Regions from separate parts of the Mus musculus genome. Here regions 2, 3, 4, 5 and 6 are each linked to region 1. Evidence: chromatin loops called from intact Hi-C (ENCODE). Cell type or tissue: heart. All regions are shown on one strand.

Evidence for each region. Peaks named below come from ENCODE experiments on the same cell type or tissue, not always from the same donor. Only the 100,000 strongest peaks of a DNase experiment are listed, where the experiment ranks them.
Region 2: a loop joins it to region 1, with 5 times the contacts of the local background. A loop is called at or near these places in 4 of 42 quality-filtered maps.
Region 3: a loop joins it to region 1, with 4 times the contacts of the local background. A loop is called at or near these places in 6 of 42 quality-filtered maps.
Region 4: it touches region 1 in a loop (11-fold over the local background); 9 of 42 quality-filtered maps call a loop at or near these places.
Region 5: it touches region 1 in a loop (3-fold over the local background); 4 of 42 quality-filtered maps call a loop at or near these places.
Region 6: it touches region 1 in a loop (9-fold over the local background); 2 of 42 quality-filtered maps call a loop at or near these places.

Annotation. Positions count from the first base shown.
Region 1 is chr10:21,780,644-21,785,643 of GRCm38, reverse strand. No RefSeq gene overlaps it. Among named protein-coding and RNA genes, the nearest start is that of Platr6, 75 kb to the left of the region's middle. In heart, a CTCF peak has its summit at 2,009; a DNase peak (open chromatin) is centred at 1,973.
Region 2 is chr10:21,676,051-21,681,050 of GRCm38, reverse strand. No RefSeq gene overlaps it. Among named protein-coding and RNA genes, the nearest start is that of Gm5420, 12 kb to the left of the region's middle. In heart, a CTCF peak has its summit at 2,134; a DNase peak (open chromatin) is centred at 1,860; H3K27ac peaks cover 1,012 bases.
Region 3 is chr10:21,699,403-21,704,402 of GRCm38, reverse strand. No RefSeq gene overlaps it. Among named protein-coding and RNA genes, the nearest start is that of Gm5420, 11 kb to the right of the region's middle. In heart, no CTCF peak of the experiment used is centred here; a DNase peak (open chromatin) is centred at 2,642; H3K27ac peaks cover 277 bases.
Region 4 is chr10:21,988,875-21,993,874 of GRCm38, reverse strand. The region is part of intron 3 of Sgk1 (serum/glucocorticoid regulated kinase 1); the gene reads right to left. Among named protein-coding and RNA genes, the nearest start is that of Gm34267, 67 kb to the left of the region's middle. In heart, CTCF peaks have their summits at 626 and 2,425; DNase peaks (open chromatin) are centred at 254, 664, 2,244, 2,274 and 1 weaker place; H3K4me3 peaks cover 2,559 bases; H3K27ac peaks cover 2,013 bases.
Region 5 is chr10:21,854,987-21,859,986 of GRCm38, reverse strand. Platr6 (a long non-coding RNA gene) reads left to right here and starts at 1,749. Exons shown (of 5, transcript XR_001779731.1): 1 at 1,749-1,893. In heart, a CTCF peak has its summit at 2,176; a DNase peak (open chromatin) is centred at 2,166.
Region 6 is chr10:21,900,494-21,905,493 of GRCm38, reverse strand. The region is part of intron 1 of Sgk1 (serum/glucocorticoid regulated kinase 1); the gene reads right to left. Among named protein-coding and RNA genes, the nearest start is that of Gm46215, 21 kb to the right of the region's middle. In heart, no CTCF peak of the experiment used is centred here; a DNase peak (open chromatin) is centred at 2,743.

The DNA of each region.
Region 1 (5,000 bases):
CAGGCTGGCTTGCATGCTCAGTTCCTACAGTAACAGTTCTTCCTCTGTGTGACGTCGTGGAGGGTTGTCATTTAATGGCCCCCAGGGAAATAGTGTCAGAAGACAAGTTTCATGATTGGGAATGGCCATTTTTATTAAACCACAAAGTAGAACTTAAGGGGAAAAAAAGACATCAATAATTGCTATAGATAATAGATTATTTGGAGAGTTCACCAAGTGAGTGTATTTGTGAATACCTCCGTATATGAAGGAGTTCCTAAGGAGCAGAAAGGACGCAGTCCTGGCCAGGCAGGCAGCTGATGTATGCTGAGAGACACTCTTTATTAGGCACTGTGTGCTCAGTGTGAATGCAGACAGCTCCTAATTCATGTGGTGTGAGTTTCTAACAAGCCTCTTTGTAAACCAGAGTCTATTTATTTATTCAGATCAGTTGTCTTCTCGTTTAACAAGGCCTGATGCATGAAAGGCAACATTCTGTCCTGTTCTAATTCTAAGATATGTCCAATTCAGTGCAGGAGACCGACAATTCTAAGTCTGGGGTCGGGGGAGAACAATGCGATGTGTATGAAATAATTGCACTCTTTGCTAAGAACTCCATGGTAATAAATACATAAATATATAAAAGACTGGAAAGACAGTGAATGAGGCTCAATGTCCACAAAGATAGGCTTGCTTGCCATTGGACTAATGTGATCTTGAATCAGGGTAAAAAATGTACCCATGGTTAGTATTTTAATAAATTAATTGTGTGTGTGTGTGTGTGTAGGCAGGCACATGTGTATAGAGGTCAGACAGCAATTTGCAAGAGTCTGTTCTCTCTTTCTACCATGTTGGCTCCAGGCACTACTGAATTCGGGAACTCAGACTGTGAGTTTTGGTGGCAAGCCTCTTTTCCCTGCTGAACCATCTTGCTCCAGGATAATGGTTAGGATAATCTTCAAAAAAAATGAGAGTTCTCATACACCTTAAGAATTCTTCAGATTGTTCGTTTACCTTTGCTCGGATACGGAAGTATAATGGGGCTTTCTGTGGTTCCTTACTGGTGTCTTAGCTACAAGAATCCTTCTTTTTCACCCCTACAATTAGCTGCATACAGTTCAGGGCTTGTCAAGGTTTCCTTGTATGGCTGTAGGAATCTTGGCATCATCAGGAAATAAAGTAAACGACAAAATCAACCTTGAAGTATTAGCTATACACGGGCTGCCAGAGTCAAAGTTCATACATACAATTAAATTTACTTTTCGTTAAAACTATACCATTCTACATAAAAATTACTTTCCTCTGGATGTCTGGCTTTTACGATGACTTTATTAATTCTCCAAATACCCAGTGATTACTACATAACCATATTTCTCTATATATTGGATTGTATTAGATCAAATTGGTCCTTGCGTCAAGGGAGTTGGTAATCTGATGCAGAAGCTAGATGGAATTATTACTCTATAAAAATACCTTCTGGATCACCAGAATAATCTCAGATGATGCTGTGAAGAGGCATAAATATGAAGAGAAGAAAACAGGCAAAGTGATGTAAGGAGAGAGATCCAACGGAGTGCTCACCGTGAGTGATTTCATCAGCACGCAAATGTCACCCTGCCCCGTCTCCTCTCCAGTAGTCATTTGATGAATACTTCCTTCTACCCCTCTGTCACCCTCTCTCTTACTCATGCTGTTTACTGCTTGTATTCTTCACAACTGTCTCTGGGTCATAAAAATGATAAGCAGAGGCAGAAAACCCAGGGTGGTGGTGGTGGTGGTGGTGGTGGTGGTGGTGGTGGAGTAGAAGAAACCAATCTGTTTGTTCAGCTTTCCTTTGTTTGGTCCCTTGGGGCAGATGTCATCTGGTGGAAGGAATATAGAATGAAGTCATAGAACTTGGCGATGAATCTTCTTTTCTAAGGACTTTCTTTGACTTAAGGTGACTCATCGTTTTCCTGTCTCCAAATACGGCAAAATGATTGTCCTGGCAGATGCTGTTGTGTTAAGTGAGGAGCAGGAGGCACCTGCTGGATATGCACTTCATGTCAGGAAGCAAGGCTCCCTGCAGTCTGTCCAGTAGCAGCCCAAGCACAAAGCCAGCCTGTCCTCTAAGACGATGGCCAAGGCGGTGTTGTAGGAAGCAGTGAGGTTCTAGGGATGAAACGCTTCTTTTTGAGAAGCGTAGATGCTCAGAGTAAAAATTAATTATTTAGCTTGTGCTTCGATGAAAAAAGGATGTCAAGAAAATAATCTATGTGTTGAAAACATGTCGCCTGGCTAGAATCTGGGAGCATCGCTGACTCCTCCCCTCTCCCTCGTCGAGGCTCATGAGTTCTGCTTACTGAGCCCTGCCTTCTATCTCCTTGGCTCAGTCTGGCAGCATCTCCTCTGGCCTTGTGGCAGAAACCGTGTCCACCTCACCCTGAAAGCACTCCCTCATCCACAAGGCATTTATTAAGGACCGAATGGGCCAGGTGTTGTGGTATTCATACGAATAAGAGGCCCTCAAGGTGTTCACATGTCAGAGGACAGGGAGATAGCATATGCTTGTTAAACCATGCTGTGATTCAAGCTATAGGGATACATGGGAAATTACAGGTATGTGGAGGAAGGGCACCTAGTCTAGCCAAACAGTGGGCGTGCCTAGATGGGCCCATAATCTTCCTGTTGTGATAGGTGACTGACACATGAAGGCTGAATAGGGGTTGACTTAGGTCAGTCCAGGGGTCGGGATGAAATAGAAAGATCAATCTGTTGTTGCTGGTGGTTGAGAGGGTGGGTGTATTAGTGACTTCTCACTCCTGTGACAAAATGCATGACAAGAGGCAAAGGAAGGAAGGGAGGGAGGGAGGGAGGGAGGGAGGGAGGGAGGGAGGGAGGGAGGGAGGGAGAGAGGGAGGGAGGGAGGGAGGGAGGAAGAACAGAAGGGAGGGAGAGAGAAAGGATGGAAGGACAGACAGAAGGAGAGAAGAGAAGGTGAGTTTATTTTGCCTTATAGTTCAAGGGCATACATTCATCATGGGAAGAGGGGTGTAGAAGCAGGAGTGGGAAGTCGCTGATGGTCATATGGTATCTGCAGTCAGGAAGCAAAGTGTGATTATTTTCAGCTCACTTTCTCCCCTTTTATTCAGCCTGGGGCCCCATCCCATGGAATGGCACCATTCACACCTAGGGTGCTTCTTCCTACCCCAATTAACCTAATCTGAAAAATTCTGCCCAGAAACACCCTGAGGTTAGTTTCCATGGTGATTTTAGATGAGATGGCAATCACGAGATGCCAGGTCAGGGAGGTCTTACATCCCACGCTGTGCTCTAGCTGTGTCTGGCCAACAGAGATGGAGTGCAAACCACAGCGGGGAATTTAAAATTTACTAGCGGCCTCATCCAAAGAGCCGAAAACATGACACTCATCTGCAATTCTAGCTTCAAGAGGCTGAGGCAGGAGGATTTCAAGTTTGAGCTTGAGACCAGACTACATAGTGACTCTATTTCAAAAAGACAAGAAGAACAAGAAGAAGGAGGAGGAAGAGGGGGAGAAGGAGGAGGAGGAGGAAAAGGAGGAGGGGGAGAAGGAAAAGGAGTAAGGTAAAAGAGTAAAGGAGAAGAGGTAAAACTAATACTTCACTTCAGTTATATTCATATATCAGAAATAACTTCATTTTCGCATATATCTAACATAAAATCATGATAATGTGCTCCTTCTTCTTTTTATACTGTCTTTGAAACACAGTAAGCTTGATCCCTGGACTAACACTCTGTTGAGACAAGCCACATTGCAAGTGCCTAATGGCCTGCCCAAGAATGCTAATTCTAGGAGCTGCCCAGTGAAAATACTCAGGAGTCTCCGGCAGAGTAAAGCAAAGCAAAGCAATATTGTATTGTGAAGAAAGGAAACTCCTTTCATTTCCAGGCTGCTATAGCCAAGAAGAACACACAAGACTTCTGAAACAAGAATATACGTAGCCCTTCCTTGTTCTGGGGGCGGGAAGAGTAAGATCAACGTATTAGCTGGCTTGATTTCTCCTGAGACCCCTCTCCTTGGCATTAGGCATTTGGATGGTTTTTCTCCCCCTTACACCAGTGTTAACCGACCTGTGGGTCTCGACCCCTTGTGTGTGTGTGTGGGGGGTGAGTAGCCCTCTTACAAGGATTGCCTAAGACCATAGGAAATATCAGATGTTTACATTTTAATTCATAACAGTAGCAAAATTATAGTTACAAAGGAGCAAGAAAAATATATTAATGGTTAGGGTCACTACAACATGAGAAACTGTATTAAAGGGTCGTAGCATTAGGGAGGCTGAGAGCCACTGCCTTAGACCCTCACCCTGTCTTCCTTCTATGTGACAAGCCTAGATCCCATCTTTAACAGATGCCATTTTGCATAAAGGTCTCCCCTAATAAACTCACTTTAATTTAATTACATTATCCCTCTAATTACCTTTACCCTTAATTAAGAATTACCAGATAACCTTATACCAAGGTATTGAGGGTTAAAACTTCAGTGTGCAACTTTTGTGGGGCCACCACACAGGCCACAGCACCAAGCCTATTTACTCATCTGTTTTCACATAACACTAATATTCCTCTGCAGTGTGATCACACAACATTACTCCTGTGTACATAATGACAGGACTGTGGCCTTTAACCATTACCAACCATTCAGAGATCTGCTTTTGCTCAGGGGACCTAACGGAAGAGATATGGAGATGAGTTTTCTTGGGGCTTGAGTGAGGTCAGTCACAAGTGGATGATGTTTGGTGCCATGGTCGACTTCCACCGCTGAACGCCAGACCCTGCATAACACGAAAATCCGGGTACCCTTCCAGAAATGTTTGTGTGTGTGTGTGTGTTTGTGATTCATAGTTCCCACGTCAACAATGGAAAGAAGATGAAAGCACAGGAATTATTGCAGGGACAACACGGGCTCTGTTTCGGCTGTGAAGTCAGGCAGAGGGAGGCAGAGAGAAACCGACATCCTGGAAACCCTCTGGAGACTCGGGATCTCCAGAGCCACTCGG
Region 2 (5,000 bases), 100 kb after region 1:
GTGGAGTAGAGCTAGGCATGGCTGTCTCCAGAGGTTACCTAGGCAACCCAGCCTTCAGCCAGTAAGTTCTGAGTGGGATATCTGAGGGAGACACTGAATGGCTCCAGCCTGAATAGCATTCTTGTTAGTTTTCTTTACAGCACGAGCATGTGAATGCTGAAGCCCCAAGCCTGTCTTTTCACTGGTTTCTCTCTGGCCTGGATTGATCGCCCACTGCCCAGATCAGCCAGTAGAGAGATTGTTCCTCAGGGTGCCCTGTTCCTCAGGGTCTCCAACAAGGAGAATCAAAGAAGGCAACATAATGCAAGGAGCATTTGATTGCCAATCAAAGATCTAGAGTTTTAACAGAGAGCTGTGGCATATTTCCTAGATACGTGACTATATATGCGATTCTCATTGTACCTCATCTCAGCTGTAACCAAAGGAGCAAAACAATGTGATATTGAAAAATCTCTGGATTCTGTGCATCTAAGGGTAGACCAATACAAGCATCACTGATTTACATGTGCAGTTATGCCAAGGAGGACATAGAGAGCCTGAGTCAAATTCCTTCTGGTTACTATGTTAGACGATATAACACAGACATTCAACCACCCACCCAGTCACTAGATACATGAATCCCCACTGGTTACTATGTTAGATGCTATAGCACAGGCATCCAACCACCCAGCCAATCATTAGGGATATGATATTTTCTAGACACTGGAAATAGAAAGATGAATGGAAATAGGATTCTCCTTCTTGAATTGCCCATAGCTCACTAAGGGGAGATAAATATATTCATAGCTAATGTCAATATGTGGAAATTTCAGTAAGGATGTTCAGAACAAAGAAGGTGTTTGGTGATATTGTTATCCTGTAAACCTGGACAAAGTTACAGGCAGACAAGTGACCTTTCCTTTTGTGGAGAAGTCATGGTTGTTACCCTTACTCCTTACCATGTGCTGTTACTGACAATGCTAGGATTCTCATGTATCACAAGTGTCGGCAGGCCTCGAGGAACAGGGAGAAGAAAAGGAAGAGAATAAATCCTGTCCTCCACGTAGCCAGCCACGTAACCATCATGGTTTCTTTACTGATAGACAACCAAAAACTTTCTGAGAAAAAGGAGACGGTATCTAAGATTGGCCCACTTTAACTAGCCCAATGTTATCAATTTATATTCTTCATTATAATTGTGGTGGTTTAAAACTGGGAGTTCATCCTCACTGGACAAATATGCATTTTTGAGGTTATGTCATGCAAGCTAAAAATACTCACAAATAGGCATCTAAACCCTCCAGATACGGATTTCAATCCTTACATTTCTATTTTCAAAACACTTTCTGAGGCTTCTCAGTTTTGTCAATAATCAAACAGCTGGAGGGGCGGTAGAAAAAAAACAAAACAAAACACTTTCTGCCAACAAATTTACCCTGGATATCACTTCTATTTCCCTGGCTTGTATAGCTGAAGACACTAGTAAGCAAACAGATCGTGTTTAAATTTTAAGTGATGTAGCATCCACCACTGGAAAGCCATGCCAAGTGGCTTCCAGGGAGCCGACAAGGTGGGGCCTGTAGCTGGCTGGTCTCCCGGTACCACCTACCACCTCCAACTCCAGAGATGCCATCAGATCCCACCCAAAGGAGCCAGTAGTCCCCAAGAAACAATGAGCCATTCTTATAAGACACAACCGGAGCTCTGTTACTGCGGCACAGGAAGGTCGGATAAAATCTCCCAGTCCCAGCATTCCTTTGTGTCAGCAGCCGCAAGTGGGATGTTCCTTCTGTGGTCCTTGCAGGGTGAGAGGAAGCAAGCTTTGAAACACAATGTTCATTGAAATCTGCTTTCATCCGAGGAATCCCCAAGTGGCTCCTGCTTCGAGGTGCATTCTGTCTGCAGCTGAGCCCTCCTGATGCATTTCCGTTGTTTGTTCTGGAGGGAAGGCAGTACCTTCATAAGACTAGGTAAAGGGCATCTCATTGTGCTGGATAAGGCATTATGTGTCAGGATGTCTCCAGTGAGTCTGGTGCCTAGAAGGTGCAATAAAAAGAAAATAAACTAAACAATTGAGTCCTTCAACACTGTGGCTCAGGGATGGACCAGGGGAAGACGACGCCTCTCTGGTGACTCCTGGGGCTGTACAGCTTGCTGCGTGACCTTAGGAGCAGGAAATCATTCATTGCTCAAGCTGCAACCTTGGGCACAATGCCACTGGGCACAGTGGCAGAACTGAATAGTGTCCTTAGGATTTGCTTTCTAGAACTTTGTCAAAGCAGGATGGACCCTGTGAGCCACTGAGGGGCTACCACTGGAAGAGGGAACTGACCAGTGTCAAACATACATGAGATGCTGCTTCATTCGGGCCTCAGGATTCAACCACCCTCTCTCATGCTGGAGGAAAACCATTCTGGGTACAAAGTGATTCTCTTTTATTAAGAACTGTTCCAAGTTAGCACACAGGAAAATGGGTAACGCTATTTGCTACTTCTATTCTTCTTGCTTAATCCTCTTTCTTCATCGTCTGTTTCCTTCCTGTCTGGCCAAAGTCACCTGAGCCATCCAGCTTGTAACGCAAGGCGAGAGGAGCAGCTCATGTCCCGTGTGGACAGAATAAACACTGTCTTCCACATCCAGGGCACCTTTTAACTCTGCATGCATATATACTTTAAAAATAATTTTTGAAAGGTTCTACATTTTATTACTGGACAAACCACACCCCTAATTTAGACATGAGCAAGTCTCCAGGTTAAAAATGTTGAGCTCCATCTGGTAGGACTGCCCGATGAGCACAACTCAGTATAAACCCTCAGTCTTGCCGTTGTGTGAATCCTTATGGACCCGGCTGCCTTCTCTCCCACTGCCCTCTCTTGGAATTGTATCTGATTTTGTTACCAGTTTTCATCAAATCCATTGAGAAACAGGACAATGTTGCTTTCGTTTCTTGGCCAGGAATCACTTGATTTTGAAAGTCTTGTGAGAAGACACCGCAAGAAGCCGAATCAGGGGCAGGGTGCAAGATGACGGAAGAAGAGAGAAGCCAAACATATTTTTTATTGTTCGCACATGAGCATTTTTGTCTATATCTGTGTCTGTGCACCATGTGGGTGAAAGGCCTGTAGATGCCAAAAGAGGGCACTGGATCCCCCGGAACTGAGGTCAAAAGTGACTGTGGGCTGCTACGAAGGTGCTAGAAATCAAAGCCCGTTTCTCTGGAAGAGCAGCTAAAGTGCCTTTAACCTCTGAGTCATCTCTCTACCTATCCCACTCTCATTTTTCCCCCTCAGATCTCAAATTAAATGGGGAAGTGCAGTAACCATTGTCACTTTCAGGAGTAGAAGGGGTTGGTAGAGAAATCAAGGTTAGAGGGTTAATTGAACCCCAAATTAGAGCTGTTAGCAGAACTCGGGAAAAAACTCAAGTATCAGAACCCTAGTCCAGGATCCTAATCCAGGCCATGTTTTCAGATGGGCTGCCTGTTCTAATTTGACTTCTATTATTGCTAAAAGTAAGTTGGGCAGGAACTTTATTTCAGAGCTTACAGTGTGCCGCGAAGGAAAGTCAGGGCAGGAACTCAAGAGAGGAACCTGGAGTCAGGCACGGAAGCTGAGGACACGCAGGAGGACACGCAGGCAGGAGAGCCACTGGCTCAACTGTCCCCATGGCTTGCTCAGCTTGCTTTCTTAGAAACCCCAGGACTCCTTGTCCTGATATGGCATGCTCACAGTGGGTTGAGTCTACCTTCATCAATAGTTCAATCAAGAAAACATCCTACAGACTTGCCCACAGGCCACTGTAATGGGAGCATTTTCTCAATTGAGGCTCCTTCATCCTTATGGCCTGACCTTACATCAGTTGACAAAGACAAACAAGCAAACAAGCAGTCTACTATCTAAAACAGGTGGACAGGCCAGAAATGGTGGTGCACACAATTAATCCCAGCACTTGAAAGGCAGAGGCAGGAGGATCTCTGTGAGTTCAAGGGCAGCCAAGTCTATAGAGTGAGTCTGAAACTAAAACAGAAGACTCTTCAGATTCTCCTAAGTGTCCAATGAACAATCTCAACACTGAGTGTGGGGGCTGGGGTTCGTCCACACCAGAGGCTTAAGCCCTTTGTGCTTCATGCAAAGGGTACTGGCCTGATCTAGAACCAGACAGTGACACTCGAAAAGCCTGGAAGATATTTCTTAGAATCCAGTGTACTTGTTCTAACCCAAAAGAACAAACGTCACTCTTAGGACTGACGCAGGACAGTGACAGAAACTACAACCCAGGTAGTTAACTTTCCAAGAAGGAAATAAAGAAGTACTAAGAAGTCAGAGTTCTAGCTAAAATTTATGAAACGAACCCAAGCGTCTCTTGAAATGGCTAATTTTCTTCTGAGTTACTAACAGAACACTTGAATTCTGGGAAAATTTTGTTGAATCTTTGTAGAAGATTCTCTGTGAAAGGATTACCCAAACCTAGATAGAGCAGTCCTTCCTGGTGACCTGCCTTTGACTTAAATTTCTCATTCCTGATTGTAACTCCTTTCTCTCTCCCTGTCTCCCCCTCTCTCTGCCTTCCTCCTTCCCTCTGTGCCTGTGTGTGTGTGTGTGTGTGTGTTCCACCTAAATGTCTGGAAGGCAGACCGTTTATACTCTTAGAGAACATAATTCATTTTATTTTAATTCAGCCCAAAAAGGTATGTGTTGAGTGACAGCTGTGTTAACTACTTGTAGCGAACAGTTACACCCTCGTCCTCAAGGATAACACGAAAGTGTGGCCTGAAGACACTGGCAGGCTTTCAGTAGGATTTCTATGCCTACAGCATGGGCCCCTGACTTATGGGCGAACAGGAAAGGCTTTCCGAAGATGATTCTGTGCAGAGAAATGAACACGAGGAGAGGTGAATGGGCCTGAAACACAAATGCTTAGCTGAGGGTGACAGACAACCTCTGGCCATGAAGTTGATGATGAGGAAGATCAGAGGGACACAGCGTGTACCTACGGCCCCACAGTGAAGACAGTCCTGAAAT
Region 3 (5,000 bases), 81 kb after region 1:
CCAGGGGGCACTACTCTTTGTGTCAGACCTCTTCTCAGGCTGTTGGCCAGACATGGTCAGCCACCTTTGGGAGAGGGGTGCATCAAATTCAATTAGCTATGGATAACACAGCACTGTAGAGCAAGATTTGGCTACACATACCTAGGAAACTTCTAAGAGTGACTTCCCAAGTAGCTGTGGGTTTCTGAAGAGAACACGAGGCATGGCTACCATGTTAGGTGTGGTGAGCACTATAAATGGATGCTTTAGTATAACAGTGGACCTTAGTCCAAAAACAAAGACAAATCCTTTACCTCCTTTTTAGAGAAACATTTCTTTTTTTTCAAGTAACACACACACACACACACACACACACACACACACACCCCACTTCTACTAGTATACTTAAGTTGTGAAAATAAAATCCCGAGGGGTAGGTGCTTAAACTATAGGATTTCTTTTTTTTTTTAGGTTCTGGAGTCTGGGAAAGTCAAGGTCACAGTGCTGTCTGATGTAATTCAGTTCCTTAGTGAAGGCTGTCTTCTTGCATGAAGATGGCTGCATTCTCTGTCTTCACATAGCAGACAATGAGAAATAAGCTTTTTGTTGTCTCTCTTTATAAGCATTCATCATGATGAAGGCTCCACTTTCAGAATCTCATTCATCTAAACCTAAAATACCTTTTCAAAGCCCATCTCAAAACAAGCATATTGGCAGGGATGGAGCCCACATCTAATATGGATGTTGCGGGAAGGGGAGGCTTAACTTGGTCCACACCATTCTTTCCCTGTTCTAATGTATCTTCCTCTTGAGGTTCGATGCACACTCTGACCGTCTCATTTCACTTCAAGACATCTTTCTCTCCCTTCCCTTTTATTTGCTCAGAGTTCTGCGTTGTATGGCAGGAACAAATGGATTTTTATCTAATCCCAAGGGTGCCACAAATAAAAGCTAGTGGAATGTCAATTCCAAAGATTCAAAGAGAAAAATTACATACCCAACCATCATAGCCAAATTAATTAAAGCAAGTAATTAATTAAAGCAAGCCTTTTTATTTTGTGTGCAAGCTGTCGTCCCCCCCCCCGCCCCCCGTGGTGTTTGAGAAATCAGCTTTAGATATGAGGAAGACAGGGTTTTATACTTCAGGGGAAAGGGGTTCCCAAATGGGGATTTGACAGGGAAAATAGGTGGGGTTACAGAAGCAGGACCAAAAAAAAAGGTGGTCATAACAAGGTAGTCACAATAATCTTTTGAAACAAAGGTAGGGTTGCAAGATGGTCATTACAAATCTTTGAAACAAAGACATGATTGCAAGATGGTCTTAAGGTAGTCATAACAACTGGTGGTCATAACAACTGGTGGAAATAAAGGTATGATTGCCATTTCCTGGAGTAGACAATACAGAGGTATTTGTAGTTAAGGCTACAGGTGGGTTATAACCCAATCTTTGAGCAGCAGAGGTTTAATCATAAACAGGAATAAACCTAGCTCGTTTTTACTATAAGATGGTTTTTAAGCCTAAGATGGAGGTAGGCTAGTTCATTAAGAATCTGAGTCCCACCACCTCTACATTGTAGATATTCCTGCAGCTATAGCAGGATTTAAGATCCAAGTCCTCAAATGGTTCGCATTCTGAGAGTGTGATAGGTAGCTTGAAATATTCTCATGAAAACAGCTCCTGAGTTTATTTAACTATAGAATATGTACAGGTTGAGTTCTGGGGAAACTAAGAACATCAGAAGACTAAGTATTACAATATAGCTGGAAAAAGCCAGAAATCTAGTGAGTTCTCACATTTAACAAGAACAATAATGTACGTTTTAACCTTTCTATTATTTTCTCTTTTAACCTCTTTTAAGGTTTAAAAAAAAAGTCTCCTTTCTACTATAGCAGCTCTCAGAAACATTCAGTCACATTGAAGCCCATTTCATTTGAGAATAACCCAAGTTGCCCAGCAGATTCCTATTTTTGTTAATTGGAGTTTTTGCATACATTTTGTTAAGGTCTAAAATTACTATAAGCAGAACAAGAGATTGTTCTGTGTCATTTACATAGTTGGAGAGCTCGCCAAGGGTATCCATTATGTATATGGCAAGGGAAGCTGTTGGGCTGTCACATACAACATTTAGCATACTTTCTTCAAGTTCCCACTGCCTCTGTGAAATTCAGAGGAACTCAAAAAGAGCATATTTCAAACTGTTATTGGTGTTCTTTGTACTGCCTTGTGCTTTTAGTAACAAGATTATGGATTCCTTTTCAAAGAAGTGTAAACTTTTTCTTTATTTTTAATTTTTAAGAGTGGTAGCTAAGAATACATAGGCTCTGATTTGGATGAGTTGTAGCTTCGCTACAACGTTCCACACCCTTGGAAACGTGTTTCCCTTGTTAGCATCTCTCTTTGCCTTGATTTCTTCACAGATTAGATTGGGATCATGCTGGTCTGGTGAAATGGTTATGGGATCAGGGACAATGGCTATGTCAAGTGTCCGGCACATGGCAAGCACCCTGTACATTGTTATTTGGATAAGCTCTGCAGCCAGCTGTTTACATTTAAAGGGCATGCACATTCTCTGAGCTTGCTGTGGCTTGAAAGCCCTCTTTCCTGCCTGGTGGCCGACTTTCCCTTTCCTCATTGTTCTAAGAATACTTCGGCATATGGGCCATTGTAAATAGTAACAATTGTTTGGTTGTTCCATGAGACAGGAGAGCCCTTCCTGGAGCCTGGCTGACAGAGCTGTCTGTCTGACCTGTCTAGCTGCTCAAGGGCTGGAGACAAGGCTCAGTGTGCTCACTTCCTCCTTAGGACAAGAACAGTGTCCTTAACCAAAATAGTCTTCTTGCAGGCACTACCCAGAATAAACACAAAGGAAATAAGGGTAAAAGCCACTGCAGCCTCATTAAAGTAGAATTCTCCACCAGATATATCCAGTAACAGGTAGCAGAGTGTATGAGCCATTTTATGCCAATTCTAACATACAAATGGAGTAATTCTAAATGGTTCTGTTTAAGTTAATTGAACACAGATATTTTATCTTTTAAGCCTGGAGGGCTGCATTTGTAAATAAAGATAACGTAGTCAAAAAGCCTAATACTTAAATTATTCATGGGGTTGAGAAAAATCAGTTAACATATACGTGTGTATGCGTGTGTGTGTGTGTGTGTGTGTGTGTGTGTGTGTGTGTATGTGTGTGTATGTGTGAACACAGGAACAGACATGTTACAACATGCATGTGAAGGTCAGTAGATACACTTAGGTATTGATGTCTTGCCTTCCACCTTGACAGAGATAGGGTCTCCTAGAGGCACATGCCAGGCTAGGTGGTTCACAAACTCCTGGAGATTCTCCTGTCTCTAAAGCCCATTTTGTCTTAGGAGTGTTGGGATTATAGACACATCCTACCGTGTCCAGCTTTCCAAGCTGCAGTCCTCACACTTCCATAGCAAGGATGTTACCAAGTGAGCCATGTCCTTAGCCTAGAAAAGGCAAGTCAAATCCTGATCCAGTATAAGTGCAACTCATTGATGATATTATTTGACAAAATTTGAAGGACATCATTTTGATAACTTTACAGACATGAAAAGCTTCATTGCATAAAGGAGTTGCACTCCTTCATTCAGGAGGGAACCATCCTCTAAGTAGGGTTTGGCTGGTCTGCCGGGAAACTTTTACATACATAGAGAAGAAAGCTGTGGTACGAGCAGCTTCCACATGTAGATCTGAGAGAAGCTGCTGCAAAAGAATATATGATGTTCAAAGTTATGTATATATAACATTATTATATATAATACAGAATACACCAACAATGGGCTTAGAGTAAAATGGTCATGTGTGAGCAAGAAGAGAACATTTAACTCAGGTTATATCTGAAAGTAAATTCCAGAAATATTAAGGAACCAAATAGAAACAAAGAAAACTTTTGAGGCATTTGAAGACACTTGTGTAAGTATTGGATGAGGGAAATCTTTGTTGGTAAGATAAAAAAATTCAAAGTAAAATTTTGAATGTATTTCAAAAAAATTCCTCATATTCTTGAGTGTGAGGTGGCATACGAATCAAAGTTTGGGGTGGGTAGTTGGTTAAATGAAAATGTATAACTCATATTTAGCATAGAGAACAAATGATTTTCTAAGAGAAAATATTTAGAACACACAGGATAATGACCTGGTATTCCCAATACAGTAAAGGCACGTATCACTTAATTAGAAAATGACAGATGTGTCAGAGCACCTCACAACACAGGGACGCAAGAACCTGAAAACATAAGAGATGTCTCCTGTTGATACTGTGATCGGAGAAACAAAACTTGAGTCACATTGGAGGAAGGGGCAGTTTCTCTACCAGAATGAGTCCTAACACTTAGTGTGATGAAATTTGGGGGAAATAGACCCTCTAGGGATGCCAACAACACTAGGAATGGCTCAAAATTAGCTTTAGTCCCCAAATAATCTAGCCCTTTTCAAAATGTAAAAATAGTCACCTCTTTTCCTGTAATCTCAGCTCAGTTATATTATAGAAATCACAGTACAATAGAAAACACATGTCTAGGATACTCTGCAAAGGTTAGGGGGAGATGCATGCAGGTTGAGAGGAGACAAGAATGCATTTGAAGGAAAGCATTGTGGGAAATGAGCCCCAAACAAGGATCCAGGTGCCAATAGCCACCAGCACATTCTGAAGAAGTGGAAAAGCCCAGTTAGCTTGGTGGGTTCTAAAAATCTAAGGAAAGTCGGACCTCAGTTCTGAGTGGAGGCTCAGGAAGCTGGCAGGAGCCTGCAGAGCAGCTGCCTTGGTGAACTGCACCATGTAGGACCTCAGGCAACACAGTAGGCATTGCCATAGCCCAGATATGACACAGAAGCCATCAGAGCATCTCCCATGAGCCAGGAATGATACAGAACATCACCATGGCTTACAACAGACATCAGTGTGTTTGGGATCAGTGGACAACACCTAGACAAGATGTGTCAATTTCACCATGGTTACTGAGGCTCCTCATACTCCCAGTCAGTTTCCTGGCTCT
Region 4 (5,000 bases), 210 kb before region 1:
GCTGAAAAATCCCAGAACTTGGAAGAGGAGGAAGGAAGGCGGGGGGGGGGGGGTATGAGGGGGTCAGGAATGTGTAGGGGAGGGGGCGGAAATAAGTCTCTGCTCTACAAAAAAAAAAAGTACAATCTTCATTTCACTTTTTTTTCCAACTAATCTCCGAGAACATTCTGTTCTTTCCGCATAAATTTTGAGCCTTGCAAATTTTAATCCTAGCCATGCCAAGAACACGTGAGGAGGTGGCGAGTTAGAGGGAGCAGGGGTTTCTCTCCAGGACCGACCTGGAGTGACCCTTGCGTGGTCAGTACCCTAGCCCGGGTCCCTCTCTCACAAGGAAAAAAAAAAAAAAAAAAAACTGCCAAGATTGCATTGCACTGCCTTAAACCCCGTCCGTTTTTTCCTAATCTCCACTACCCTTCCTCCTTTGGGCTACCGGATGGCTGATGCAGGTAGACTTAATTTTTATATCCCCTTGCTTTTTTTTTTTTCAAGTTCACATAACTGAAACCCTTTAACTCTTTAAATATTAGTAAGAGACTCATCTCAAAAAGCTGGGAACAGAGGGAAGCTGCAGGAGAGGCAGCCGGAGTTGGGCAGGAGTGAGGTGCCTTACAGTCCCCTCGCCGCTGGGTGATGCCTGGCGCTGCAGCTTGACCGCCAACGTGGGGACGCGCGCCAGCGCTGGCTGGGAAGCCCAGAGCACCGGGTCTGGGCCAGGGCCGGGAAGGCGGCTACTTGGGCCAGTACCTGGCGCTCGCCGTGCTTTCTGCGGTGACTGCCCTGCCATGACCCCTTGCTGCGAAGGGCACTTTAGAATTTGACACACTACAAAATACCAGTTGTCAGGTCAGGAAAAGCACGCGAAGCTCTTTTCCCTCCCTCCGTCTTGGGCAAGTTTGTTTTGTAGCAGCAGCCACCTCCCATCACCTAACTCAATCTCTAGTCTCAGCTGCTTCTTGATTTGCTCACTTCGGACAGCTAGAGACCAGGAGAACGGACGCGCAACTCTAGAGACGAAATTTTGCTTAGTAGACGTCCTTCACAATGTACTTAGGGTGCCTGAAATTGGCACTCCAAACTAAAACAAGGTGTAGGCGATTCCGAATCATAGCAACCAGCCCCTGCTTTTTCCGTGCTTGGATTCTGCATAAACTATGAATTTGTTATTGCCAGTGAGTGCCTCCAAACCATGTGGTACCAGTCGTTTGTTTAGCCCAGTCCTGCCCTGCCCTGCCCTGCCCTGCCCTGCCCCCTCCGCATCTGCCGGGTAACTTCCCCTCCAGAAAACGTTTGCTTTGAAACACCAATCTCCACGAAGATGTTTGCTTATTTGTTTGAAACTATTAAATCAGGAACTCGTCCAGAGTCCCTCCCTAGTGCATCACCTAGCTTTCAGGAGCTTCCTCCAGCCTCTCCCAGATATCTTTGTTTTACTCATCCCATCCAAATTACAGTACTCAGAACACGAACCTTTCCAAGGGGATCTTAAGGTCTCCTCTTTCATTCTTCACAATGCTGCAGAGGTGGAGGCTGGGGTTACTTTATGGAGGAAGAACTAGTAGTTACGGAAAAAGTTAGCCTCCAGGCTATGTGCCTCTGATGAGACTGGAAGCGCCAGATGACCAGGGAGCTCCAGCCAGAGGCCGCTTGCTATTGCCTTTCTGTTCTGAGTCCCACTTTATATCTAAAGGAAATTTACATACAGGAAGGGAGCAAGCTGCAAAGTTCAACACTGGGCTACTTATCCTGCCGTTGCAACATCATCCAGAAAATTACAGTCATCAGCATCCTGGGCTTATTTCACCAGTAAGACATACAAGAAATGCAACTTAACTGATTAGCACCGCAAATCAGTCCAGAAAAAAAATCGAAACACACGCACAGGGGCTGGTCTCCCAGGGAAGAAGCTCTTGCATGCATTCCAAAAGGAATGTGGAATTCAAGTCCGAGGCCTCCGAGTGCAATGAAGAGAAAGCTCAACCATATATTTGTGGTTGGAATAGAAAAGGACCAATTTGCATGTGCCCCTTCCTCCCCATGCCTCCGGAATGGTCAGCGATTGGAGACGGATGGTCTGCTAACCTTATCATTTAACGGAGAGGGAATCAAGTTGTTGAGACTGGCTTTTCTTCCAACCGGATACCTGATGGGTGGAGCAGGCGCCCCCAGTTCTGTCCCAGCAACCTACTAAGACTTCCGAACAGGAAGATGACACACGGCAGTGGAGGGAGGGAGGGTTGGGGGGAATGTACGATGCTCCCGTTAACCGGGCACAGACTTGAGGTCGCCCCTTGATTCAACCACTTAATCTAGTCTCCTTCCTTTGTCCAGGTAGTCCTGCTACCAGGAGGTTATCGGGCCCCTTCCCAGAGTCTCCCTCCTAGCTAAGTGGCTGAACTTGCCTGACGACTCAGTGGATGTGCAGGCTAGGGGGCGATCGAGTTCTCTGAGAGAACTCCAGAAGACTGGATTGCCCTGGAGCTCTAATGTGTCCCAGAGCATAGCCCTGCAATTCTTCCCGGAGCCTGAAAGTGCAGAGCTTTGGTGGGAGACTGGCTTACTAACTAGTCCAAACTCCCCTAGCCAGTGGTCTCACAAGTATGCGTCAGTATGGGCAAACCGACAACCCAAACTGACGGAACTGGTTTACCAAGCTGTAAACAGAACATAACTGTTACTGTTTTGGAAAGCTGCCTTGCTCCTATTGCTGTTGGAAAATGGACTATGCAAACACTGAAACATGACAGTTTAATATAATTTATTTAATTCAAAGCTTCACAGAAGACGATTTCTCCATATACTAGAGGAACTGGTTTGAAATGCATTGTCTAAATAAATACTCTGCTACATCTACTCTTGGGCTCCTTAATCCTCAAGTTGTGATGACGTAGATAGATATTTCATCGATAATAAGAAAATATCATTTTGTATTGCTCCAGCACACACATGTGTACAGTTTAGCTCCCCTCTCCCCTGGCCTTTTATACTCATTGGTAATGTAGGTACAAAACTTTCCTTGCGGAATCCTCAAAACACACAGAACCATCAGAAAAACCACAGTTATTATATAAAATATAGAGAGAGCAACTGAATCGATGAGTTTTTGTTGAGGGTTGTCACTAAGAGCATGTCTTTTTATTAAAATAGTAACCCCCAGGAAAATTGATGACAAACGACTTGATTCATGAGAATTAATATGGACAAGTGGTGTCTAAGCATCTATTTCTGGAGCACAGCTTCTATCATAATTGTTACCATCCATATGTAACTGTCAAAAGTGGCATGCATAAAGATGAGAGGCACAGGAGAAAACAAGAGAAGTATACACTGTCCTTAATGATGTCATTAAGTTATTAAATCCACACTGCTAAGCTTATTTATTACGGAACTCCCCCACCCCCAAGAAATGATAATACTGATGTTCTACAAACATTCTTTCTAGAAAGAGAAGTTTTAAGTGTTAATAAGGGGCAGAGTGGAAGAATCCAGGGCGTTCTTGGAAGAATGAAAATCTAGGTAGCAACAGCAGGTAGGTCTGTGACTCTGCAAAGTCAGTTTCACTCCATCTTTGGAATGTGGCCAGGGCCCTGATACAATGAACAACAAATAAAAAGTTTATAGAACATCAACAACCTTACCAGCCAGAATACATGTAGAACACTACCTATTTGCCTTGTGTTTAACTCTTAAGAGTTACCTGGGGGGCTGGAGGTTAAGAGCACTGACTGCTCTTCCAGAGCTCCTGAGTGCAAATCCCAGCAACCACATGATGGCTCACAACCATCCATAATGAGATCTGATGCCCTCCTCTGGTATGTCTGAAGATAGCTACAGTGTACTTACATATAATAATAAATAAAATCTTTAATAAAAAAAAACAACAACAGTTACCTGGGGGCCAGGAGGCAGGGGAATTGTTTTAGAAAGTTTCTATCTAATCATGAAAAATAATGGTCTATCTGACTAGAAAAGGAAATTGGGAGAGTCTTGGAATCAAAATTAAATACTGTGTATGACCTAACATCAAGAGACCAAGGTCTCACAGAAAGCCTTACATACGGTCAACAAAGCTGTTGGGCTACCTACCCGTTTATATTCTAAAAGGCCCCTTACCATTGCATACAAACTAATCCAGACAGTGAACTGGGTTGAGGAGCCCACTCTTCCTCCTCCAGCTTCAATTGCTCCAGGGTGAATCTACTCATGAAGCCCACATTCCAGGAAATCTCAAATCCTTGTCTTGATCATCATTAACACAGAACCTGGTATTTCTTTGCAGATCCATGACTTGAGATTATGAAAATTAGATCCAAGATGGAGACGGTTAAGGCGCTCTCTTTCAACCCTCCCTATTTTACAAAGTGCTCATAGAAAGAAAACAACTCCCAATTTCTGACAGATCTGTCAAACTAGGGTAAAAGCTAAAAGCCTTCCTTGGCTCACATTCCAAGTCTCTCCTGAAATCTTTCCCATCCTGACCCTGTAATTGTTCTATGAGGAAGCTAGAGCAGTTGAGGCCACCCCTAGGCTACAGTGTCCTACAAACCCTGCCCACAGATGACAGAAAGAAAAGACAACGTGATAGTAGTAGTGGGGGGCAGGGGCTGGAGAATTGCTTGGTGTCTTTTCTTGTACATTAATGGTCTTTCATCTTGACCATATTTTTTATGTCCCTCACACAAGCTCAGGAGACACAGTGAATACAGATGGTGAACGAATGCCTGGTCAAACACTTAGCTCTAAGTGAGGCCTGCTATCTGCAAGAATTTCTTGTCATCTCTGTAGAGTGGGGCTACTGATATTTTCATCCCATAAATTGTGAAAAATAATGAACATAAAGAAATTATATGCCTCTTTCAAGATGGACTTTCATATGGAAAACATGACTATATCTGTTGGTGATACACACACCTTACAACTTCATATAAAAAGCCTCAAACAAGGAGGCAAGGTGGCCCACACTTTTAACCCAGCACTCCGAGGACAGAGGCAGGCAGACCCCC
Region 5 (5,000 bases), 74 kb before region 1:
GTTAACCAGAAAAATCCCTCACTGACATGCCGGGATCTTTGTCTCCAAGGTGATTCTAGATTCTGTCAAGTTGACAATCACTGCATTAATTATGTTCCAGGTTGTTACCATCACAACCACTCACACTTTGACAAGCTGTTCGAGGGTAGGTATTTTAGCAGTTAGATCAAAGACAAAAGTCTGTCTTCACATTTATATATTAGTGGAAAGACACAGAACTTTCCTATAAGTAGATATGAAATACAGTTGATGGCAGAGGGTAAGGGAGTGGGGTGGGAGTAGGGGCGGAGCGGGGCAGATGGAGGGAACCCTCACTTCAAGGGGATGGTCAGAGAAGGCTTCTCTGCAGAGGTGGCTGTGAAGGAAGAGGGCAATGGAAGCATCACTTAACTAGCTGGGGGTCAGAACGGCAGAGCAAAGGCGCTGAGCTGATTTATAGGAGGTAAAAGCCGGAATTAGGACAGCCAGTGATACAAGATGGACCTAAGTATACTCTTCACTTAAGATTATGTACCGAACTCACTTTTGCCAGCCCTGAGAAGGCTGGGTCTGGACGATTGTGATGTCTGGGCCAGCCTGGGCTACATAGCAAAGGTTTGGTGTGAGGAGGGATAGGAAGAGGAATAAACAAAAGTAGAAACAGGGAGTCTTCACCTGGGGCCATATTCCTGGTACCATTAGGAAACTGTCTGAATCCTTTTTATTCGAAGAGTTAAAACTATCATTTTAGTCTGTACTTCAAGGAAAGCAAAGCACACCAAAGAGAAAAACTGTCACCCTGACTCTAATCCAAGTTTATAGTACCCCGCCATCTCCCCTGTCCCCCTTTGCAAACTAATCCTTATCTTTTAGTTAAATTAGCAGTCACCGTGACTAGTATGTTTAAAACTTGGGTAAGTCTCATAGTGGGCTCCGCAGGAATTCTGTTTTCACCAGCACCCTTTTTTCCTAGAAGCCCTCTCTGTGTGTTTCTGTGTGTCCTGGACAGATTCAAACCGTAGGCCAGCATAAACCTTCCCATCCCAGACCCTCTTTATCTCTATTTCCTCATCAGTCAGAGGAGGGCAGCTTCTTCTTTTAAAGCCCTTGGTAGGGCTAATGGAGTTGGTCTATGTGAAAACCATTAAAAGCTGTCATCATTGTCATGGTTTGCTTTGTTTACTTTGAGATTTCATCTACTAGCCAAGGATGACCTTGACCTTTTGGCCCTTTTCCTGCTTCCCGAGTGCAAGCATTAACTCTCCTGCTTTTATGGGGTGTTAGGGACTGAATGCAGGGTCTTACGCATGCCAAGGACGCTTTCTACCGGACAAGCTGCAAGCCGAGTGAGCTCTTATCATGGTTTATGAGCCACTCAAGCCTTGAGTCGAAGGTTCAATACAGCTTGTCTTGGCATTTTTTTTTTTTCCTGAAAAACCCAGGTAGGGAGGATACTGATGGACCCAAGTCCATCTTGGCAAACCGATGAAACTACTGGGTTTACTTGCAGAAACATAGGGTAGCTAAAGGCAGCAGTTACATCACTGCAGAGTCCCACCCCCAGCACAGACTTATGGAAAGCTATTCCACTGATGATTCCCTTAGCAAACCCATAGGCAACCACACCACCAAAGAGTCCCAGGCAGGCAATTATTTACCTCATGTAAAGCAGGCAGTGGAGCGGGGGTGGGGGGTGGGAGGTGGGGGCAGGAATAGAAGGGCCTTGGATCCCTATCTACCTCTCCTCTCCCTCTGTGATTGACAGGGGAATTCACTGGGCCTGGTCTCCGGAGAGCTTCCTGCCAATGAAAACTGCTCCAATCAAGATGGAAACAGTAATGTTAAACTCAAAAGAAACGTCCACACCATTGAGCTGCACACCAGATTGGAGGCATTATTTCAAACAGATTGCAGGTAGGCACTCTGCACAGGGTAAGAAAAGTTGATACTTCATAGCTGTGCAGCGTGTTGTCCCAGAGCAAGCACTAAAGTTATAGTGCACAGGCTGTGGGCAGTGTGCCGGGTTTATGCAAGGCTATGTCCAGAACCAACAGGCCTCACACTGTGCCAAAGGCCCGGGACAAGCTCAGTGGTGTCAGAGCTTCTGGTCCCTGGGGACTGCAGCGGAGCCTGGAAGGGGCTGAGCATCCTGCCGCTGTCCCAAGCTGGTGGTGCCTGCCCTGCCCTTTCCTGGCTGGGTGCAGACGTGCTGGCCTCTGTGCGCTCAGGGCAGGCGCCAGGGCGGAGCACGAGAGGACTTCTTGGATGCCTCCTCCCTCAGAAACAAATTCCAGTGCCTGACTGCAGATTGCATGAATCCTCACAAAGTACTGTACCTATTCAGCCTTAGGAAAAAGTTCTTGTTTGATATCAGAAGCTAAGGGGGGTCAGGCCTGATACTTAGATGGGGAAATGGTTGAGAACTCTGGGAGCAAAAGATGCATACAAGGCCTGCAATGCTTTCCTTTCTGGCTAGTAGCCAGATGCTCAGGTGTGTGCTATCAGGAGGGTTGTCTGTGGTAATAGCCCTGAAAAGGAGACACTGGGATACTTCTTTCCCCACCCCACCCCCAAACTGTGTGAATTTATTGACTGCACTGAAAGGCAAATGATGTATGGCAAAATCATTTTTTAAAGTTAGAATTTGATAGGAAACCCGTTATCGACAGGCTGTTTAAAAGGTGCCTTCTAGTATTCAAGCAGAGGATAGGTTCCTCAAAAGATGATTACAATCTTTAGTATATTTGAGCAAAGACTTGTTGACTAGCCAAAGCACCATGCTCATCCTGAAGTGGGCATAGATGCTTGTGAAGGGGTCTGGCTTGTCCTCAGAGTATCCCTGAAGTGATTCCAGGTCAGGCTGGTAGAAGGCAGCAAACAAATGCTCTCAAAGAATAAATGTTAGCCAGCTATCATGGCTCACATAAGTCATCCCAAGGCCAGCCTGGGCTCCATAGTGAAACCCATTTCAAACAACAACAAAATCAAACTATAAATATACTGAAGGGAAGAGCAGAGACAGTGAGGGCAGAGAGGAATCCAGGCTGAGCATGGGAAGGAGGCTAGGCTGGGCTGGGCTGGGCTGGGCTGGGCTGGGCTGAGCCTCCATGGATAAGTGAAAGTTGGCGAGCCGAATTGATGGGCGGGTTGGGGAGTTCTGGGACCGGGCAAACAGGAGTACCTGTTGATTGACATGTGGAAGAGCATTGTGTCTCTGAGCAAAGAGGAAAGGAACAGGTGAGAGGGCCTGTGGGTGTATACCAAGGGTTGCCTGGTGTGTACAAGGCTCTGGGTCTGAGCCCCAGTGTATACACATGCCTCACATGAGCCCTGCAGAGGTGGGAGGAGGGAGATTGGCTGTTCGAGGCCAGCAAGGGCTACATGGCAAGTCTGTGGCCGGTATGAACTGCATGAGATCCTGTTGGAGAAGAGAAAAAAGAAAGAAAGAAAGAAAGAAAGAAAGAAAGAAAGAAAGAAAGAAAGAAAGAAAGAAAGAAAGAAAGAAAGAAAGAAAGAAAGAAAGGAAGGAAGGAAGGAAGAAGGAAGGAAGGAAAGAAAGAAGGAAAGAAAGAAGGAAGGAAAAATATAGGAGGTGAAATACGGAAGGAGAGGTGGGTCAAAGTGAGCTCAAGAGATGGCTCCACCTTGCTAAGAAACTTAGATTCCTTTCTAAAGCTGGTGAAAGTTGAAAGTTGTCCCTCAAACACAGCACCATCTCTGCTGGTCCCAGGTGTTGTCAAGGTAGAGCCCAGGGGGCATAGAAGGTAGAGGCCTATGGGACGAGGCGCTACCCGTTAAAAATGGTGCTGCTGATGGTATGTGGCTGCCATCCACACTCAGACCTCACACATGAGCAATGTGGGCTGCTAACTTTTCCAAGTTCCTTTCCCTTTCTCTCTCCCAGACCAAGGATCAACCCCTGAGCCTCACAGAAGCTAATTTGGGCTATGTGCCCAGTTCTCTTTTTGACAGTTATTAACATTTATTTGATTATGAATCTTTTTTGTTCTTTTCCACATTTCAACCTTTTATTGTTTAAGTACAGGACTGGATTATTTTAATGCAGTACTGTCCGGTTTGGGTATTTTTCAGGTTAATAGTGATGTCTCCCCAACATGAGCGAGAGAATACAAAGCTCTTCTTAGCTACAGGAAGGCCCCATCTTTGACATTCTTCTTCCAAGGTTTCAAGGAGACGTGGAAGGGTGTCTTTATCTTGCAGAACCTATCTTGGGAAACTTTGTCTAAAATTTATCCCAAGATTCTCTTATTCACTGACTCGGTGCTCAGGAAATTAAGCATGCGTTTCAGTTGATAACTTCTTTATTAAATATTCCTGATGGGAGGCCCTAGCCTCGCTCTTGGGGTTATAGCAGAGAGGAAAGTAGACTGAGTTCCTGCTCTCAGAAAACGGAAGATTACAACTGGGAACTAAGAGTGAGGTGGGCTCATGTACGTAACAGGGAGTTACAATAAGAGGTGCCAAGAGTCATGACTGGCATTATTCTCCACTGCAAATAATCAGATCATAACCCTTGGCTGGGAGTTAAGTAAGGCCTCTCTACAGGAAGGGATATTCCAGCTGAACGTGGGAGAATTCATACACCACCAACAAACCACAGAAGGAAGGGGAACGTTCCAGGCAGAGGGCTAACATGAGTAAGAGCCCAAAGTAAGTGGCTTGTCGTAGGGGTTCAACACCATTGAAGAACACTGCGGGGTGGAGCGAGCCAGGAAGTGAGAGCAGAGGATGGAAGGATGCAGGCTGGCCCGAGGATGCCTTTGGCTGATAGTGAGGCAGCTCTGTAGATGGTTATAACCACAGGAGGTTCTAAAATCCTTCTTGTACTTTTGAGAACAGCCCCCAGCTGAGAGGTACTATGAGTTTCTTAGAAAATTGCGTTGGCTAGGGTCAGCAAGATGGGTCAGCGGGTGAAAACATGAGCTGCTAAGCCTGAGGATTTGAGTTTGATCACATGGTGGAAGGAAAGAGTTGACACCCACATGCCGTCCTCTGGCTTC
Region 6 (5,000 bases), 120 kb before region 1:
CTATGGAAGTGTAAGCCAAAGAAACCCTTTCCTCCTCTTCTTGCTTTTTGGTCATGATGCTTTGTTGCAGCAATAGAAACCCTAACTAATACACTCTTCAAATGTAGCCTCTAGTTTTGGTCTCTCTGCTTTAGATACATAAGTCTATATGTCACCTTCCAGACATTACTGATATCTTCCCACCTGGGGCATGCCCTGCCTAGAATCTGTGTGTGTTGGCCACATTATGTCTAACACCTGGCAGATGATAAACACATAGTTCTCAATGAGTACAGTATATTTGAAGGAAGGCAGGCAGGAAGGCAGGAAGGAAAGAATGATTTAGGACAGGGAGGAAGAAGAGGAGTTGATAGTGAGCCCATTGCTGAGGACTGTGGGCATCAGACCAAGACTTGTAATGAATTCTGTGGACAGTCTCCATTTATATCTTGCACATTACATATTGATATGCAGTGTGCTGCAGTGTGCGCGTGTATGCCACAGTTTCAGAGAGAAGAAGGCAATGGCTTTCTTCTAGAAGTCCAGGAGCAAATAATCCAGCCATTAGAACTTACACAAAGAACAAATCCTTTTGTGCAAATTATTCGGTCTTGGGGGCTCTGTTACTACACATTTGCCAAGCATGCATGAAAGCCTAGGCTTGATCCACAGTACTGCATAAAACAGAGCGCTGTAGCACATGTCTACAATCCCAGGGAAGTGGACCAGGTCATCTTTAGTTACAGAGTTCAAGGCCAGCCCAAGATTCTGTCTCAAAACATTAACAACAACAACAAATTTTAAAAGAGAGAAAAGAAAGTATTCACTCTTAGAGGTAACTAAGTGACCTTTTGTTACTTTGTAGACAAAAGGAAAGATTGCGCTTACAAAACCTTAAAGGAATGGTTCTCAACTGTCCTAAGGCTGGAAAGTTCCTCCTGTCCTGACGGCCCTGAACCATAAAACTAATTCAATGCTAATTTATAACTGTAACTTTGCTACTCTTATGAATCATAATGTAAATATCTTTGTTTTCCAATGGTCTTAGGTGACCCCTGTGAAAGGGTCTTTCGACTCCAAAAAAGGTTGTGACACAAGTTGAAAACAGCTGCCTAAGAGTCCCTTACTTTGCACAAATGGAAGTCATCATGAAAATGACGCCCCTCCCCCACCCTGGAAGGGCTTTTACATTCTAGGAAATCAAGTAAATGGAGAAAAGTGAGATATTTTTTTTTTCTTTTTGGTAAAAAAAGCAAAATGCATTTGAATAGGAAGAAGAAGACAGAGAAGAAGAAGAAGAAGAAGAAGAAGAAGAAGAAGAAGAAGAAGAAGAAGAAGAAGAAGAAGAAGAAGAAGAAGAGGAGGAGGAAGAGGAGGAGGAGGAGGAAGAGGAGGAGGAGGCGACCTTAAAGGTAATTGAAATGACTCAGTGAGTAAAAGGTACTTGTTGCCAAGGCTGAAGACCTGAGTTTGAACCCTGGAACCCACATGGCACTTAGGAGGTAAAGGAAATAGATCAATAGTTCAAAGTTATCTTCAGCAATCCAGCAGCAAGATTTGGCCAGATGTGAGCACATATCCATTCTATCCCCTAAAACAAAACAAAACAAAACAAAACAAAACAAAACAAAACAAAAAAAAACAAAGAAAGAAAACGGGGATTGAGGGGAAGGGGGACAGCAGCAGACTGCCACCATTAACTCTTCACAAAGGTAAAACGGTGAAGGGTTCCCATCTGATGGGAGAGCTGGACCTGCTGTGCAGGTTGTGACCATGGGAAGCTCCTCTCTAAGTCATACTCCATCCCTAAGAGTTGGGCCATTCTCTCATTTCTAAGCTGTGTTTCCATCCATCCACCATGATTTTGTCTGGGTGCCTCAAAAGAATTTGAGCAGAAAGAGAGAATGTGTTTAATTTGGAAGCATTAAACTCTGGTGGTCTATGTTTAAGGATCTAGATGTGGAAGGTGGCTCATAATTTGGCAGCTTCTAAAGAGCTATCCGATTCTGGCTATTGCCCTGAAGAGAAGTTAGTTAAGCCTTTGACACCTTCCACGGTTACTATTGAGCTGACAGTGGAGGGAGTTAGACTGGATGTCCCAGGGGCCTTTCTGAAGGCCAGTAGCTAAACATGGTGAAATCTTTGGGCTACAGCCAAACAGGAGGATGTTTTATTGGACAAACTACTAAAAACCCAAGTCAATTAGTCTGTATGTGTGGTTGACCTTGTTAGGCCAAGTCAGCCATTTTGATTCTGTCCAAATCGATTCTTTCCAAATCAAACCACTCAATTTGCAGGTATGGGACTAGTAATACACTTAAGTAAGTGATCCTACTCACATGTCAAAGAGAACAGGAGTCAGACCACTTATGCAACATGGAAGTCTTGGAATCAATGTACGTTATCTTCTGTGAATGAATAGAAACTAAATAAAGCCAAACTCAAGGAAGCATGGATATTAAAGTGATTTATGGAAATGCTGAAAATAGAAATCAGTTATCGTTGCCTGAGATCTGATAAAATCTGGCCATTGTACTTCCTCATACAGCCTCATAATTCCCGGATGACAGAATAATGCTTAAACCAAATGTGGACATAGAAAGATAAAGCTAGACTTGGTGACAGTTTGGAGACCTCCATATTCCTCTTGTGGTTTACACGAGTGTGTCTGACATAGCAGCATCTGGGTGGAGACATAGCAGCATCCGGGTCCGAGGAGTTGAACACTGCATGTTACAAAGCTGTGCTGTCTGTCTGCTGAGAGTCCCATAACGATTCACGCCATGCTGATTCTTCAAGTATGTGATTGCATTTGCTGTAGCCCAGTGCTGGAGCAAGAGCAGCCGGCAGGAAGCCCAGTAGATGCAAATTCTAGGCTGGCTTCTGAGACCTCCACCTCCTTCTTCCTCTTGCCAGTTTTATTTGCCTCTGGCATCGCTTTCCCAGCTTAAACTTTAAATTTCTTGTTGTTTGAGACAGGATGTAACACATTCAAGAATGACTTCCAACTCCTGGTTTTCCTGACTCTGCCTCCCAAGAGCTGGGATTATAAAGGTAAGCCAGCACACATGGCCAAAATTCAACATTTTAAATGAGCTAGACCTAAATGTATGCTGTTCAGTAGAACTAAGTGCCTGCATATCATCATGCAAACATTACCACCCACTCCTTCCCATACTGAAACTCCATATCTGTCCAATAGCAACTCCTCAGCTCTCTGCCTACTTCCCTACCCCTGGGTCCTGTTCTAGCTCTCTCCCTCCTCCTCCCCCATTTCTCTCTTTTTTGACTTTTTCTTTCTTTTGGAGAGAGAGAGAGAGAGAGAGAAGTGAATAAATACAACAAAGAGAAGATCTCAAAAATTGAAGCTGCTTTTTGCAGTGGGTAGCAGTTACTGCAGAGATCTTAACTGGTCGAAATAAGGAGAATAAGTTACTAGTGAGTGCTGAGCCCTAAATGGGACATCTGTGTCAAACCTTTGTCCCACAATGCCCAGAGAACATTGAAGAAGAGAATACAGAAAGAACTTAAGAGCCATAAGATGCGGAGGGGTGCGGTGAAGTGCTCTCTTTAGGACATAGCAGGCTGTGCACTCGTGAACTCATGGGAGCCATAGCCACCTCTACAAGATCAAGTCCATAATCACCCAACATGAATGAATGTATCTCATGAAACTCCGCCTCTAGCTGAGCTATCAGCCAATGACAGCTGCTAGGGGAAGTATTAAAAGAACTCTGGGGGAAGTGATAAAGGATTTATGTTGGATATAACCAGGATATGTTCCAACACATATATGAAATTGCCAATGAATAAATAAAAATTTTTAAAAAGCCTCATGTAAGTAGAAGCAGGCACAAAATGCTTTTGTGATTTTATTGTCTTATGTATTGACCAAGTTAGTTTTTGAGAATGTTAACACCCAGGAAAGCTGGTTCTGTCTGTTCGTCTCTATCTTACTCTCATATTCAATACAGTCCCTGAGATCCATAGACTCCAAATATTTACATGAATGAGTGAATGCTTCAGGATGGGGCACACTGCTATCATGGGCTAGAGTGACTTAAGACTGAACAGAGGGCTCCTGAGAACTCAATGTGGGGCACTGTGACTATTGAAGTAACAAGGTCCTAGGATCCCCTTAAAGAGCCTGGGTCTGTGCTAGACTCAGTAGAGGGATAGTAATAGGGGCTATAGTGACATCAGTGATGTCACCAGTGACATCGGTGCCACCAGTGCCACCAGAGAAAAGCCATTGCTAAGGAGACAGAAATGGCTTTGGGGTTTGAAGGGTCAGACACAGGACTTTCAAAGGCACACCCTTGCACAAGCCCCAGGAGATAAATGGTGTTGGCCATGGCAGGGGTTTAGAATCTGAGGTCCAAGGAGGCTTCTTTATTTAGGCAAGGGCTGCTTTCTGCACTTTGAACACTTCTGAAAAGTCTGGGGAAGGCTCAGGGTCCCTTCCTAGAATAAGAGTTTAATGAATAAAGTAAAATTCATTAGGAACACAAGCCCATCTATTAGATCAGAGTACCCTTAGCAAAAGTCCCCCCTGCCTGGTTTTGTTTCAGGTCTTTGATACATGTTATCATGTAGCCTTGAACTCCACAGCCCACCACCAGGGATATAGCATGCTTTCTGTCCTAAGTGCTGAGATCTTAGGCCTTGTGGAAAGTGTTACTACACCCAGCTGACGAAATACTTTTTAAAAAAAATATCTTAGAACAACATTAGACTCTTTGTTATGTAGATAAGCCAGCCTAAAGAAAACCTAAGAGCTACCACAAAATTCTCAGTAATAAGAGGAATAAATTAAAGATTTAAATCTACCTCTAATAACTGTCATATGATATAAAAATACCTTTAATTTCTCCAAATGGCAAAACTACAGGTCCTGCCAGCAATACTGCTATGAATCATTGGCGGTGTCCATGACGGGAGAAGACACTAGTTTTTAGTTAGCATATATGTATATTTATATTTTCTATAATTACATTAATATAACTATATTAGCAAAACAC